Linked DNA regions of Homo sapiens: region 2 is linked to region 1. A link is an interaction called in ENCODE POLR2A ChIA-PET data of the cell type or tissue named here. Cell type or tissue: HepG2. All regions are shown on one strand. Links, peaks and the distances in the headings refer to the core of each region. The heading gives the core; the rest is flanking DNA.

The links. Peaks named below come from ENCODE experiments on the same cell type or tissue, not always from the same donor. Only the 100,000 strongest peaks of a DNase experiment are listed, where the experiment ranks them.
Region 2: POLR2A ChIA-PET joins it to region 1 with 10 read pairs; 3 of 35 experiments call an interaction of 5 or more read pairs at or near these places.

The regions. Positions count from the first base shown.
Region 1 is chr2:169,680,816-169,687,570 of GRCh38, forward strand. CFAP210 (cilia and flagella associated protein 210) reads right to left here. Exons shown (of 9, transcript NM_001085447.2): 2 at 192-418. Among named protein-coding and RNA genes, the nearest start is that of CFAP210, 10 kb to the right of the region's middle. In HepG2, for the core only: no CTCF peak of the experiment used is centred there; a DNase peak (open chromatin) is centred at 2,966; H3K4me3 peaks cover 575 bases.
Region 2 is chr2:169,520,013-169,526,767 of GRCh38, forward strand. KLHL41 (kelch like family member 41) reads left to right here. Exons shown (of 6, transcript NM_006063.3): 5 at 849-995; 6 at 5,573-6,246. The coding sequence ends at 5,684. Among named protein-coding and RNA genes, the nearest start is that of KLHL41, 14 kb to the left of the region's middle. In HepG2, for the core only: no CTCF peak of the experiment used is centred there; no DNase peak of the experiment used is centred there.

The DNA.
Region 1 (6,755 bases), core at 1,759-4,258:
AGGATTGTACATTTCAAATATGTCCAATTCATTGTATATCACTTATACCTAAATAACACTGTTGAAAATATGTTTCGATGCATTTTTATGAAATTTTACATGTAAAAAAATTTATAAAAAGAAGCATAAGAGTACTAAGAAACAAGAGTAAGTCTTCAGTGCATGTGTACTCCTGGATGGTTAATACTTACTGCATATGTATTAGTCCAGTGTTTTACCACTTCTTGAGATCGCAAATGCATTTCTTTCTTTGCCTTTCTTTCTGCACGGAGGCATGCTGCTTCTCTTGTCAACCTGTCAAGGCTATCTTGAATCCTTTTCCACTCATCGTGTGGAATTATGGTGACCTGCTGGAGATCTACTTTGCTAGGTAGAAGAGGCAGATAGAGAACTTGATCTTCTTCAGAGTTTCTTATTTCTAATAAATTGTAAAAAATGATTATTAAAGACTTACGGGAACAGTTTAAGTGATATTCGTCTGAGAAGTTCCGATATTGGCATGATAACTGGAAATTATTTCAAATACTTAATTTACTCTTGTTATCCTAAGAACAGCTATGATTAAGTGAAAAAAAAAATACAAAGCCTTGAAATCAGAAGGCATATATTTGAGTCCTTGCTTAATCACTTCCTTACTGTGTAAACTTGGGCAAGTCATTTAACTTTTTGGAATCTCAGTATCCTCATCTTTAAAATAGAGATCTCCTAGTAATACCCATCCCAACAGCTTGTTATAAAAGTATTTTTCAAAGTTAACAAAGTGGCAGTTTATAAATGGATAACTTTGTGGGTGGGTGTTCATCTTTTGGGGCTGTAGGCACTATGACTGACTCTACTCAACCTCTTCCCACTGAGCAGCAGCAACATAATTTGGAGAACTCACTATAGTCCCAGGGTGGGCCTAATTGGTTTAAGAACACTTGTATCTCCATTGTCAATCATTATTTCTTTAAAAAGCAAAGAAACAGGACAAAAGGTTTACTTGCAACTTTTAGAAAAGTTCTTCCTTGTTCTTCTGGGAGAGACATCCAAAAGACTCTCAAGCTAAGTTTGAACAAGGAAGAAAGACAGACAAACAGCTATGACCACAAGATAAACCAGCCTTGAATGAAGTTATTATTGCAAAGAAGCTGTTACTGCAAAGAAGAAACAATGGGAGAATCTGAGGCAATGATGATCTCTTTATTCTGCTAATCAACTCAACCTGAAGCCTGGAGTTCCTGTTATAAAGTTAAAAAATGTCCTTATTTTTGAAGATGATTGAGTTGGGTGTTCCGTTATATGAATTTAAAGCATCCTAAATGAAACAGTGGAACTCATAACAGATCTCCTTGGAAAAACGGTCCTACCCTTTTAATCGATCAAGGTTCTTAATTACTAACAGCCAAACTTACTCTAACTAATTTAGGCAGAAAAGGAATTAATTAAGGGGCATTAAGTAATGGACTCAATCTCCTAGAGAGCCATAGTCATCCTTATAAGCTATATATGCAAGACATCATACAAACCACATCATGAGGTTCCAGTGAGGGCCCATGGCAACCGGCTTTGTGTAGGCATCTCAACTTGCCCCATTTACAACTTGCCCCACTGGATACCATTTACTTGAATACTTGAATCTTCGCCACTGTTGCCTCTGAAATTGGTACTCTGTTGTTGCCATTTTCTATACACACACACACACACACAAACTGATTCAACATGCTGTTTGTTTCCTTATATTGCTCTCTTCAGAATATAAATCTGGCATATGTAAAATTGATTGGCTGAGTCTTTGTCCCATGCTTGCACTCTAACTGTAAGGGTGGCTGAAAAAGTGAATTCTGCCTTCTGTCTTAAGGAGGTAAGACATCAAAGGAAGGAAATTCACCAAAATAGGAAAGGCATTTGAACAACGATGGGTGGCCACAGGCATAACAAAGGTAGGACAGCAGAGTGGGTAAGAGTGTGGATTCTGGAGTCAGACTACCTGAACTTTTTCTGAACATACCATATATTAACTATATGAATCTAGATAAAATTATTTTACCCTTCTGAATCTGTTTCCTTAATTGCAAAATGGGGTCATTAACAGTATCTACTGTACGTAAAGAATTTAAGACTAGCGCCTGGTACATAATATGTTCTCAACAAATATTAGCTATTATTATTTTTACTATTAGTATGAGGAGAAGAATGAAACAAGTAGAGAGAAAGGCAGAAGCAAGAAAATCACGTGGTTCCAGAAAGAGAAAGATACTGAAAGAAAAGCCTTTAGGACCAAATAAAGTCTTCTTGGGGTTTAAATTAAGGCAGGTAGAGGTGAGAACTTGGTGACTAAACTAAAGTGTGAGTTTACAACCACAGGCACTATCTTGCCTACCACATACCAAACCTCTGCACGCAAAATAAAGCCAAACAAAGCTGATTTTATCATGAATCTTTAGTTGCAAAGAGTATCATCATGACTCTTTAGTTGCAAATGACTAATCTAACTCACAGCAGTTACGATAAAAAGAAGAATACTGTGTCTCCCGTATCTGGGGATTGTGGTGTAACTTGATTCAGAACACTGTTCTACTTAAGAGTCATGACCAATACATCCTTACAGCCTTGTAACAAATTTCCTTTATTTTGCCTAAACCAGCTCAGCTTGGCTTTTGTTACCTGCAATCAGAAGCTAACCAAACAACGGTCTCTAAGTTAAACCATCTGCCTTTTGATTAACAAATTGCTAGGCATGTTAATATCTTTGTCTGACCCAAGAGTCATTCTAAACTTAATTCGCTAAAATTCTAAAGAGGGTCAGTATAGCACATGGCCTATTCTGGCAGGAGCTGCTCTCCACAAAGTATACAGTGGTAAGTGGGCCTTGGCAGCGGTGGCAGGAGAGCAGGATGTTAGAAAGCTATGCAGTGCAAAGTGTGATCCCTCCTGTTTGACATCTCAAATCTTTAGTAGAGTTAACTGTTCACAGGATGTTTTATTCAAATAGATCTTTTCATGGACTCTGACACAGGAACAAACAAAGAGAACAGCCACAAATGTGGGAATAGAGTTGGGTAACCACAAAGAAAAAAAAAGCCCACAGAAAGCTTGGGAAAGGCTTTTTACTATCTCAGGCCACTGAAGTTGGGGCAAGTTCCCCATATCTTTGGAGATCAGGAGAGCCCTGGTTGAGAACAGAGCTATAGATGATTTCATATATCCCCACTTTAATCCACTGGTTGATGTAAAATTTAGCTCTTAGAGGGCAATCTTACTTCCAAGATTCCTACCCCACAGTAGCTCTCATACAATGTCAGTAGAGGCTGTTAGAGAAGTTGAAGAAGGGCAGGCCACAGTTGAATGAAGGGACATGAAAGACAGAGACAGATGGACAGAGAGAGAATATAAATAGGCAGACTCGCAAGCAGGAGAGAGGGGACAAAAGCAGTGGCAAGTTACCTAAAAGTGTCTAAAATCAGTCCATGTACCTGCCATATTGACACATTTTCCATGGATTAGATCATCTTTTTATTGAGTTATAATACACATAAAAATCCGCCACTGTAAACAGTAGCATTCAATGGTTTTTACTCTACTGTCAAAGCTGGGCAACTATCACTACTATCTAATTCAGAACACTTTCATCATTCCAGAAGGAAACTCTGTATGCATTAGCAGTCCTCTCCTCCTCATAGCTCCTGGCAACCACTAATCTACTTTCTGGCTCTACGGATTTGCCCATTGGAGACATTTCATGTGCATGGAATCATACAATATGTGGCATTTTATATCTGGCTTCTTTCACTCAAATAATGTTTTCAAGGTTCATTCACATTGTAGAATGTATCAATACTTGATTCCTTTTCGTTGTTGTTGTTGTTGTTGTTGTTGAGATGAGTCTGTCTCCATCGCCCAGGGTGGAAAGCTGTGGCACAATCTCGGTTCACTGCAACCTCCATCTCCCGGGTTCAAGCAATTCTCCTGCCTAGCCTCCCAAGTAGCTGGGACTACAGTCATGCACCACCATGCCCAGCTAATTTTTTTTGTATTTTTAGTAGACATGGAGTTTCACTGTGTTGGCCAGGCTGGTCTCAAACTCCTGGCCTCAAGTGATCCACCTGCCTTGGCCTCCCAAAGTGCTGAGATTACAGGTGTGAGCAACCATGCCTGGCCCTAATTCCTTTTTATGGCTGAGTAATATTCCATTCTATAGAAGTAGCACATTTTGTTTATCCATTCATCAGTTGATGGATATTAGGGGTGTTTCCACCATTTGACTATTATGAATAATTCTGTTATGAACATTCACAGGTTTCTGTGTGGACACATATTTTTCATTATCTTTGGTATATGCTTAGGAACAGAATTATAACTCCATATTTAACATTTTGAGAAAGTACCAAATTGTTTTTCAAAGTAGCTGTACTATTTTACATTTCCACTAACAACATACGAAGGTTTCAATTTCTCCACATCCTTCCCAACAGTTATTACTGTCCCTTTATTTTTTCACTCATCCTAGTGGGTGGGAAGTAGTATCTCACTGTAGTGTTGATTTGTATTTCTATAATAGCTAATGAAGTTGAGCATCATTTCATGTGCTTATTGGCTATTTATACATCTTGTTTGGAGAAATATCAGTTCAAATCATTTGTCCCTTTTTAAAAATGGGCTGTCTTTTTATTGTTGAGTTGTAAGAATTCTTTATAATCTGGATTATAGATCCTTAGCATATATATAATTTACAAATATCTTCTCCCATTCGGTGGATGTATTTGCACTTTTTGATAGTGTTCTTTGATGTATTAATACTAAAGTTTTTAATTTTGAGGAAGGCCAAATCTGTTTTTCTTGGGTTGATTGTGCTTTTGGTGTCATATCTAAGAAATTGTTGCCTAATCCAAGATAATAAAGATGTATGTATAAGTTTTCTTCTAATAGTTTTATAGTTCTAGCTTTTATATTTAGTTATATGATTCATTTCAAACTAATATTTGTATGTGGTGTGAGGTGTCTATAAATTTGGGAGTCAAAATTCATTATTTTGCATATGGATATCCACTTATCCCAGCACCATTTGTTAAAAATTCTACTCTTTCCCCATTGCATTAACATTCTTGTCAAAACCCACTTAGTATAGATGTATGGGTTTATTTCATTATTTCTATTACACTCATCTATATGTCTTTCCTTAAGCCAACACCACAATCTCTTGGTGACTGTAGTTTTTTTTATTGTTTTTAGAAACAGGGTCTCTCTATGTAGCCCTGGCTGGAGTGCAGTGGCTATTCATAAGCACAACCATTGTGCACTACACCCTCGAACTCCCGGTCTCAAGTGATCCTTCTGGCCACAACCACCTGAGTAGCTGGGACTATAGGTGCACATTCCCATGTCCAGCCAATGAGTGTAGCTTTGTAGTAAGTCTTAATATCATGAAGCGTGAGTCCTCCTACTTATTAATATTTCTTCAGATTCAAAATTGTTTTAGCTATTCTATTGTCCTTTTCATTTCCATATGAATTCTAAGATCAGCTTGTCAATATCAACAAAAAAGCCAAGTAGAATTTTGATAGGAATTGTGTTGAATGTGTAGATCAATTTGGGAAGTATTGCCATCTGTCTTAGTCCATTTTCTGTTGCTATAACAGAATACCTGAAACTAGATAATTTATAAAGAACAGGATTTTATTTCTTAGAATTATAGAGGCTCAGAAGTGCAAGGTTGAGGGGCTGCATTTGGTGAGGGCTTTCTTGCTGGTAAGGTCTCTCTGCAGAGTCTGGAAGTAATGCAGGGCATCATATGGCAAGGGGGCTGAGGATGCTAGCTCAGATCTCTCTTCCTCTTCTTATGAAGCCAACAGTCTCAATTCCAGCATAAGCCATTAATCCATTCACAGCAAGACCCCATTTCTAATCCATTCATGAAAGCAGATCCCTCATGACCCAATCACTTCTTAAAGGCCCCACCTCTCAATACTGTCATTTTGGGAATTAATTTTCAACATGAGTTTTGAAGGGGACAAATATTCAAACCATCTTAACAATACTAAATCTCCCAGCCCATTAACATGAAATATGTATTAGTATATTTTCATGCTGCTGATAAAGACATACCTGAGACTGGAGAGAAAAAAAGGTTTAGTTGGACTTACAGTTCCACATGGCTGGGGAGGCCTCAGAATCATGGTGAGAGGCAAAAGGCACTTCTTACATGGTGGCAGCAACAGAAAACGAGGAAGAAGCAAAAGCGGAAGTCCCTGATAATCCCATCAGATCTCATGAGACGTATTCACTATTATAAGAATGGCATGGTAAAGACCAGCCCCCATGATTCAATTACCTCTCCCTGGGTCCCTCCCACAACGTGTAGGAATTCTGGGAGATACAATTCAAGTTGAGATTTGGGTGGGGACACAGCCAAACCATATCATTCTGCCCCTGGCCCCCTCTAAATCTCATGTCCTCACATTTCAAAACCAATCATGCCTTCACAACAGTCCCCCAAAGTCTTAACTCATTTCAGCATTAACCCAAAAGTCCATAGTCCAAAGTCTCATTTGAGACAAGGCAAGTCCCTTCTGCCTATGAGCCTGTAAAATGAAAAGCAAGCTAGTTACTTCCTAGATACGATAGGGGTACAGGTATTGGGTAAATACAGCCATTCCAAATGGGAGACATTGGCCAAAACAAAGGGGCTGCAGGACCCATGCAAGTCCAAAATCCAGCAGGAATCAAATTTTAAAGCTCCAAAATGATCTCCTTTGACTCTAGGTCTCACATTCAGG
Region 2 (6,755 bases), core at 1,862-4,361, 160 kb before region 1:
CCTTAAAGACAGGGTTTTGCTCTATCACCCAGGCTGGAATGCAGCAATGCGATCATAGCTCACCGCAGCCTTGACCTCAAGGGCTCAAGAGATCCTCCCAAGTAGCTGGGACTATAGGGACATACCACCAGGCCTAGCTCTGTGTGTGTGTGTGTGTGTGTGTGTGTGTGTGTGTGTGTGTGTGTGTGTGTGTGTGTAGACAGTCCATTTTGTTGCCCAGGCTGGTCTCATACTCCTTGGGCTCAAGCTATCCTCCTGCCTCAGTGTGTGTGTGTGTGTGTGTGTGTGTGTGTGTGTGTATGTGTGTGTGTGTGTGTGGAGGCAGTCCATTTTGTTGCCCAGGCTGGTCGCATACTCCTTGGGCTCAAGCAATCCTCCTGCCTCAGTCTCCCAAAGTGCTGGGATTACGGGCATGAGCCACCGAACCCAGCCGCTACTTGAATATTTATTTTTTATTTAGATGGAGTCTCGCTCTGTTGCCCAGGCTGGAGTACAGTTGCACAATCTCAGCTCACTGCAACCTCCGCCTCCCAGGTTCAAGTGATTCTCCTGCCACAGCCTCCCAAATAGCTGAAATTACAAGTGCGCGCCACCGTGCCTGGCTAATTTTTTGTATTTTTGGTAGAGGTGGGGTTTCACCATGTTGGTCAGGCTGGTCTCAAACTCCTGACCTCAGGTGATCTACCCGTCTCAGCCTCCCAAAGTGCTGGGATTACCGGCATGAGCCACCGCGCCTGGCTGCCTGGCCACTACTTGAATTTTTAAATTATTATTTCCTATAATTATTCAGTAAGTACATCTGGCATTTCTTTAAGTTTTACATTGACTATATTTTTAATGATACCTAGATGGGATGTAATGACCGAATTTCCCCAAGAAAGAAGCTCCATCAGTTTGGTCAGCCTGGCTGGATCTCTGTATGCAATTGGTGGTTTTGCTATGATTCAACTGGAGTCTAAAGAATTTGCACCCACTGAAGTCAATGACATATGGAAGTAAGTTCTCATCACTTCAATTTTCAGAATCACATATTAAATCAGATGACTGATAAACTATTTTGTAGTAAACAATAAGCCAGATTTTCCCAACATGCAAGCTACTTCTTGGTAGTAGACTAAACACTTCAAACCTAATTGAACTTCTGTACATGCCACTTACTTGAACAAGTATCTACTTCTAGTTAGCTCTGAGCCTGAGAAAGAAATCATCTGGGCAGGCCTGTTTCTTACTGTAAAATGAGAGTTGGACCTTTGATACTCTCAGTTTCATTCCAGCTCTAAGAGTATAATGCTATAGGCATCCAGTAGAGTGAAAGCCTCTTTGCTCCAGAGTAGTTTATTTCCTAACAAAACAGAGTTCTAAAAAAAATTTTATGTTTTTTACTTTTTTATTTTTATTTTTTTGAGACAGAGTTTCTGTCACCCAGGCTGGAGTACAATGGCGGGATCTCAGCTCACTGCAACCTCGGCCTCCCAGGTTCAAGTGATTCTCCTGCCTCAGCCTCCCGAGTAGCTGGGATTACAGGCATATCCACCACGCCCAGCTAATTTTTATATTTTTAGTAGAGACGGCATTTCGCCATGTTGGCCAGGCTGGTCTCGAACTCCTGACCTCAGGTGATCCACCCGCCTCAATCTCCCAAAGTGCTAGGATTACAGGCGTGAGCCACGTACCCAGCCTAAAGAAACATTTAACCTCTTGAGCTTTCCACTACTTCATTAGTTCTGTTTTCAATCTAATTTAAACAGCTTTCCAATTGTTTTAGGCTTCAGCTAATAAATGCTTTTTTAAAATGAAAAAAGTCAAAATAGCAATCCATTTTACCTGCCTGGAGGTGCCAGGCAGTTCTCCTAAGTATGACACTTGAAACTGTTACTCAATTGAACATTTTAGTGAGGCTATTAAAAAAAAAGTTTGTTTTTATTTTATTTTGAACTGAGATCGCGCCACTGCACTCCAGCCTCAGCTACAGAGCGAGTCTTAAAAGAAAAAAAAAAAAAGAAAAAAGAAACACAGAATCCCAGACCCTACTGAATGAGAATCTGTATTTTTTAACAAGATTCTTAGGTGAATTGTTTGCACATTTAAGTTTATAAGTACAGCTTTGGAAGAGTGCCATTTATACTTAATCAGTGAAGGCATACCACTAAGCCTGAGAGTGAAAAGTGGGTATTATTTGTTCTATACCTTAACCAGCAGATGCTTTATTCCCAGATGCTGAACTAAAAAGGCTGAAAAGCTGGTACCTTAACCAAACAATGATTTGTGCATTAGACATCATTTCCCCATGTTGTAATATTAACTAGCTGTGTAGAGGGCAAGAAAAAAAGTGGCTATGCAAGGAAATTAACTACTTTCCCTCCTCCCCCCAAAAAAGAGGGAGAAAGAGAAAAAAAATGAGATTTCCACGGAGCAAAGAGGCTAGAATTAGCAAAACAGTGAGATGGGGAAAAGCTGGAAGCAGTAGGAAAAAAGGATGAACTAATGAAGGCCGGGAAGGTTAGGGTTTTTTGGAAAACAGGGCCAGGTACCAAATATATAAATGGGCAGTGATTCTCAACCCTAGCTGTATGTTACAATCATCTGGGATGCTTTTAAAATATACCAGTGTCTGGGCCTTAACACAGACCAATTATATCAAAATTTCTGGAGGTAGAGTTGAGCATCCCTAGTTCCTAAAACCTTCCCAGTGATTTTTTTTTTTTTTTTTTTTTTTTTTTTTTTTGGTGAGACAGAGTCTCACTCTGTCACCCAGGCTGTAGTGCAGTGATGTGATCTTGGCTCATTGCAACCTCCAGCTCCTGGGTTCAAGCGATTCTCCTGCCTCAGGCTCTGGAGCAGCTGGGACTACAGGTGTGCACCACCATGCCCGGCTAATTTTTGTATTTTTAGTAGAGATGGGGTTTCACCATATTGGCCAGGCTGGTCTTGAACTCCTGACCTCAGGTGATCCACCCACCTCAGCCTCCCACAGTGCTGGGATTACAGGCGTCAGCCACCGAGCCCAGCCCCAGATGATTCTAATCAGCAGCCAGGGTTGAGAAACACTGATATTAAGTAATTGTGCTGTCAATCAGTGGGACCTCCCTGAAGCCCTCCTGGTTCCTAAGGGTTATCAAAAGCCATGCTGCCCCTGCAGGGAACAGTTACAGGCAGCAAAAGAAAGTACAGAATCTCCTGCTATAAAAGTGGCCCTGACATTGTTTAGGGAACCTAAAAGAGGGATCCTCTCTGATTGTGGTTTATTTTGCGATTAGAGCAGTGGTTCCCAAAGTTGCCTGCACGTTCGAATCACCAGGGTGCTTCAAAAAATATTAACACCTCTATCCCACTTATATTGACTGCAATTTAATTGGTCTGAAGTATGGCCTGGGCTTTGGAAATTTTAAAAGATCCATGGATGTTTCTATATGTGTAGACAAGTTTGGGAACCACTGGATTGGGTAAAGAGAAGAGGGGGGCATTCATCACTATCTGCTTGGCTATTTTGAGACTGGTATTTCCTAATTTGGGGTAGGATCTGGAGCATGATTCTCAAACTTTGCTGCATATTAGAAACACTTGGGGAGCTTTAAAAAATCCTGATGCCCAGGCCACCCTTCATACCAATTAACTCAATCTCTGAGAGTAGGACCTAGGCATCAGTATCTTTAACATCTCCAGCTGGTTCTATTGGCAATTAAGTTTGAGAACCTGTAATCTACTACAGTGGTTCCCAAAGCAGCATCAGCCTCACCTGGGTACTTATCAGAAAGGCAGATTCTCAGGTCTCACTTCAAATCTGTTAAATTAGAAACTCTGGGGGTGATAGGGCCAGCGATCTGTGTTTGCACAAACCCTCCAGGTGACTTAGATGTGTGTTAAAGTTGAAGGCCGCCGATCTAGAGAAACGTGGCTGCCTATTTGCCCTCAATTTCCTAGTGAACCTCCCTAACCACACATGCAGAGGTGAAAACTCTCAGTATACAACATTCTCAACATAGACCCTCTTACTATACGTAAAAAAAAAATTCCATTCTTGTATTTTTTTCTTGAAATCATTCCATTATTTAGGATTGACCAAGCTGAAAGTAAATATAACTGCCAGGAAGCAAACATTTTTAAACCTCATTTAACCTTAACCTCATATTGTTTAAATGTGGTCACTTTCTTTAGGTCATTTAAAACTATTATTTATCTCTTAATTTGTTGCCCTGAATTTTATGTAATTAAGGTTATTCCCTTTATTAGTAGCAAAATATTTTTTGTATGCTTTCCTCTACATAAAAATCAGTGCATGGTACAATTATTGAGAACTAATTTGGAACATTGATGAAATTAAGTCAGAGCATGTCTTATGTAGGTACAAGCTAATTTTAATAATTATTTTAAATCTCCATTCATCACAGAATGATTTGGGGTAAATCTTTTTTTTTTTTTTTTTTTTTTGAGATGGAGTCTTGCTGTGCAATCTTGACTCACTGCAACCTCCGCCTCCCGGGTTCAAGCAGTTCTCTTGCCTCAGCCTCCGGAGTAGCTAGGATTACAGACGCACACTACCATGCCTGGCTAATTTTTATATTTTTAGTAGAGACGGGGTTTTGCCATATTGGCCGGGCTGGTCTCAAACTCCTGATCTCAGGTGACCTGCCCCCCTCGGCCTCCCAAAGTGCTGGGATCACAGGTGTAAGCCACCACACCTGGCTGATTTGGGGTTGTCTTGTGCCAGGTCTTGACAATTTGTGGAGAGATATTAATATATTATTTGTCCTCAGATGCCTTTGAGGCTTGAGGACATTGATATGGGGGGGGGAATTAAAATGGAGTGATAATTGCTATAATACCATATAAAGGATGATATGAGAAAGAGAAAGCAACAAACTGTGCTTAAGGAAGGTGAGAAAGGTTTCAGAGAGAAGGCGGCATTTAGAAGCTTCCCACACAAAGAAAATATTCCAGGCACCAGGCAGAGCAGACATGTTCAGCACACATCGTACAAGGGAATTCAAGTTATCTGTATCTTTATAACCTTGAATATTCAGAGATGAAGACCAGTTCTTACCTAAGTCAAGTGCAAAGTCTAAGAGTAGTCCTCAAACAGAACAATAAAGGGGAAGGGGAACAAATTTTCATAAAGTGACAGCTGTGTATCAGGTGCCATGCTAGGCACTAGTGTATAGGAACAATTGAAGGCATAATTAAGTCTACCGATAGTCCCTGCTCTTCCTCAGTTCTTTCTCTTAAGCAAGAGTCTGCTTACTTTGACTCAGAGACCAGCCATCTTCATCAATTCAAAGGTGAATGAATGTTTAACTGCTTAGCTATTTATTCCTCTTCTCTGCAGTCTTTGATTCCCAGAGAATGCTGAACTGCCTAGGCATCCAGATTAAATACTGTGGCAGTAGTTCAGGCACATGCTCATCCAGACAATGCATATTTGGGAGATATTTAAGTTCTGTTCTACCAGGCAGGTGCATCTTCTTCTGAGTAAGAGCCACTAGGGTTTTTTCAAAGATCCACATTTGTATTCTGAACACAGGGAAACCTATGGAACTAAAGCTGCTTATTGATTACTTTTTTTTTCCTCCATCAGGTATGAAGATGATAAAAAAGAATGGGCTGGGATGTTGAAGGAAATACGTTATGCTTCAGGAGCTAGTTGCCTAGCAACACGTTTAAATCTCTTCAAACTGTCTAAACTGTGAACAAGGTGACAAAACATAATAGATTGGGAGGTGGTTTGTTTGGTGAATGGGGCTTTAATTTATTCTGTTTTTTAAAAGCTTGTACAGACACTCATGTAGAAATTATTCAAGAAGTTATTGTCTAAGAGATGAGCAGTAGGTAAGAAAACCTCAGTCATTGACTCTTCAATGTAATGATCAGAGTTTAAAACCATTTTCTAATAATAAATTAAATCTTCAGTTGAACAAATTATTTTGTGAATCTGTTTCACTCAATGGATTGTAAAGAAGGCTCCTAAATTTGAGTTGTTTGCTAATCATTTCATTTGCATCATTAGGGTATCCTTAAACTGATTTTCTATTACAATTGGAAGTGGAGAATATGTGCATCTACACTAAAAAAATGTTTAAGATATCAAAAACCTCTCCTCGTGCTTCAAAATGACAGGAATCCTGTGCATTATACTAAGAATTACATGCCATAAGATGACTTCAGAAATCCTACTTCAGAAGTGTAATAAATGGATGGGGAAATCGTTTGATGGGGAAAAGTCTCTTGTAAGTAAAAGTAGTCAAATTCAAATGGCCTTTTCTCTCCATTCTTTTTGCGACACTGGCGTATTATTTGTGGTTTCCAAATCAAATTTTTAAAATTTTAATTTAAAACCAGTAAATCACAGTCTTCAAGCCATTAACTACAGCATCTGTGGCAGGAGGGTGAGGGAGCACCCTTAGGAAATGGATTGATTCTTTAAACTGCTGGGACAGCAGTTGGGGTCAGTGGGTGATGTGGAGGAGGAAGTGTATTCACTGGTTTAAATTTTGGCTACACTCCATGAAAGGGCTACCTATTTGCTAAATTTCTGACAGCAAGGAAGGTGACTGTATTATTTCATTTTCTGGGATGTGATATCCTCCATTCACTGTTCCTTCTTAGTGCATATAGTAAGTTGACTCCTCAATCTGCTCATAACCATCACATTCAACTCTGTGCAAGTCATCAATTAATCATCACTTTTAGCCACACACCAACTTATGAGTCTCACATAGCTTTCATAGACATATATTTGACTTCTATCCTTACCCATATTA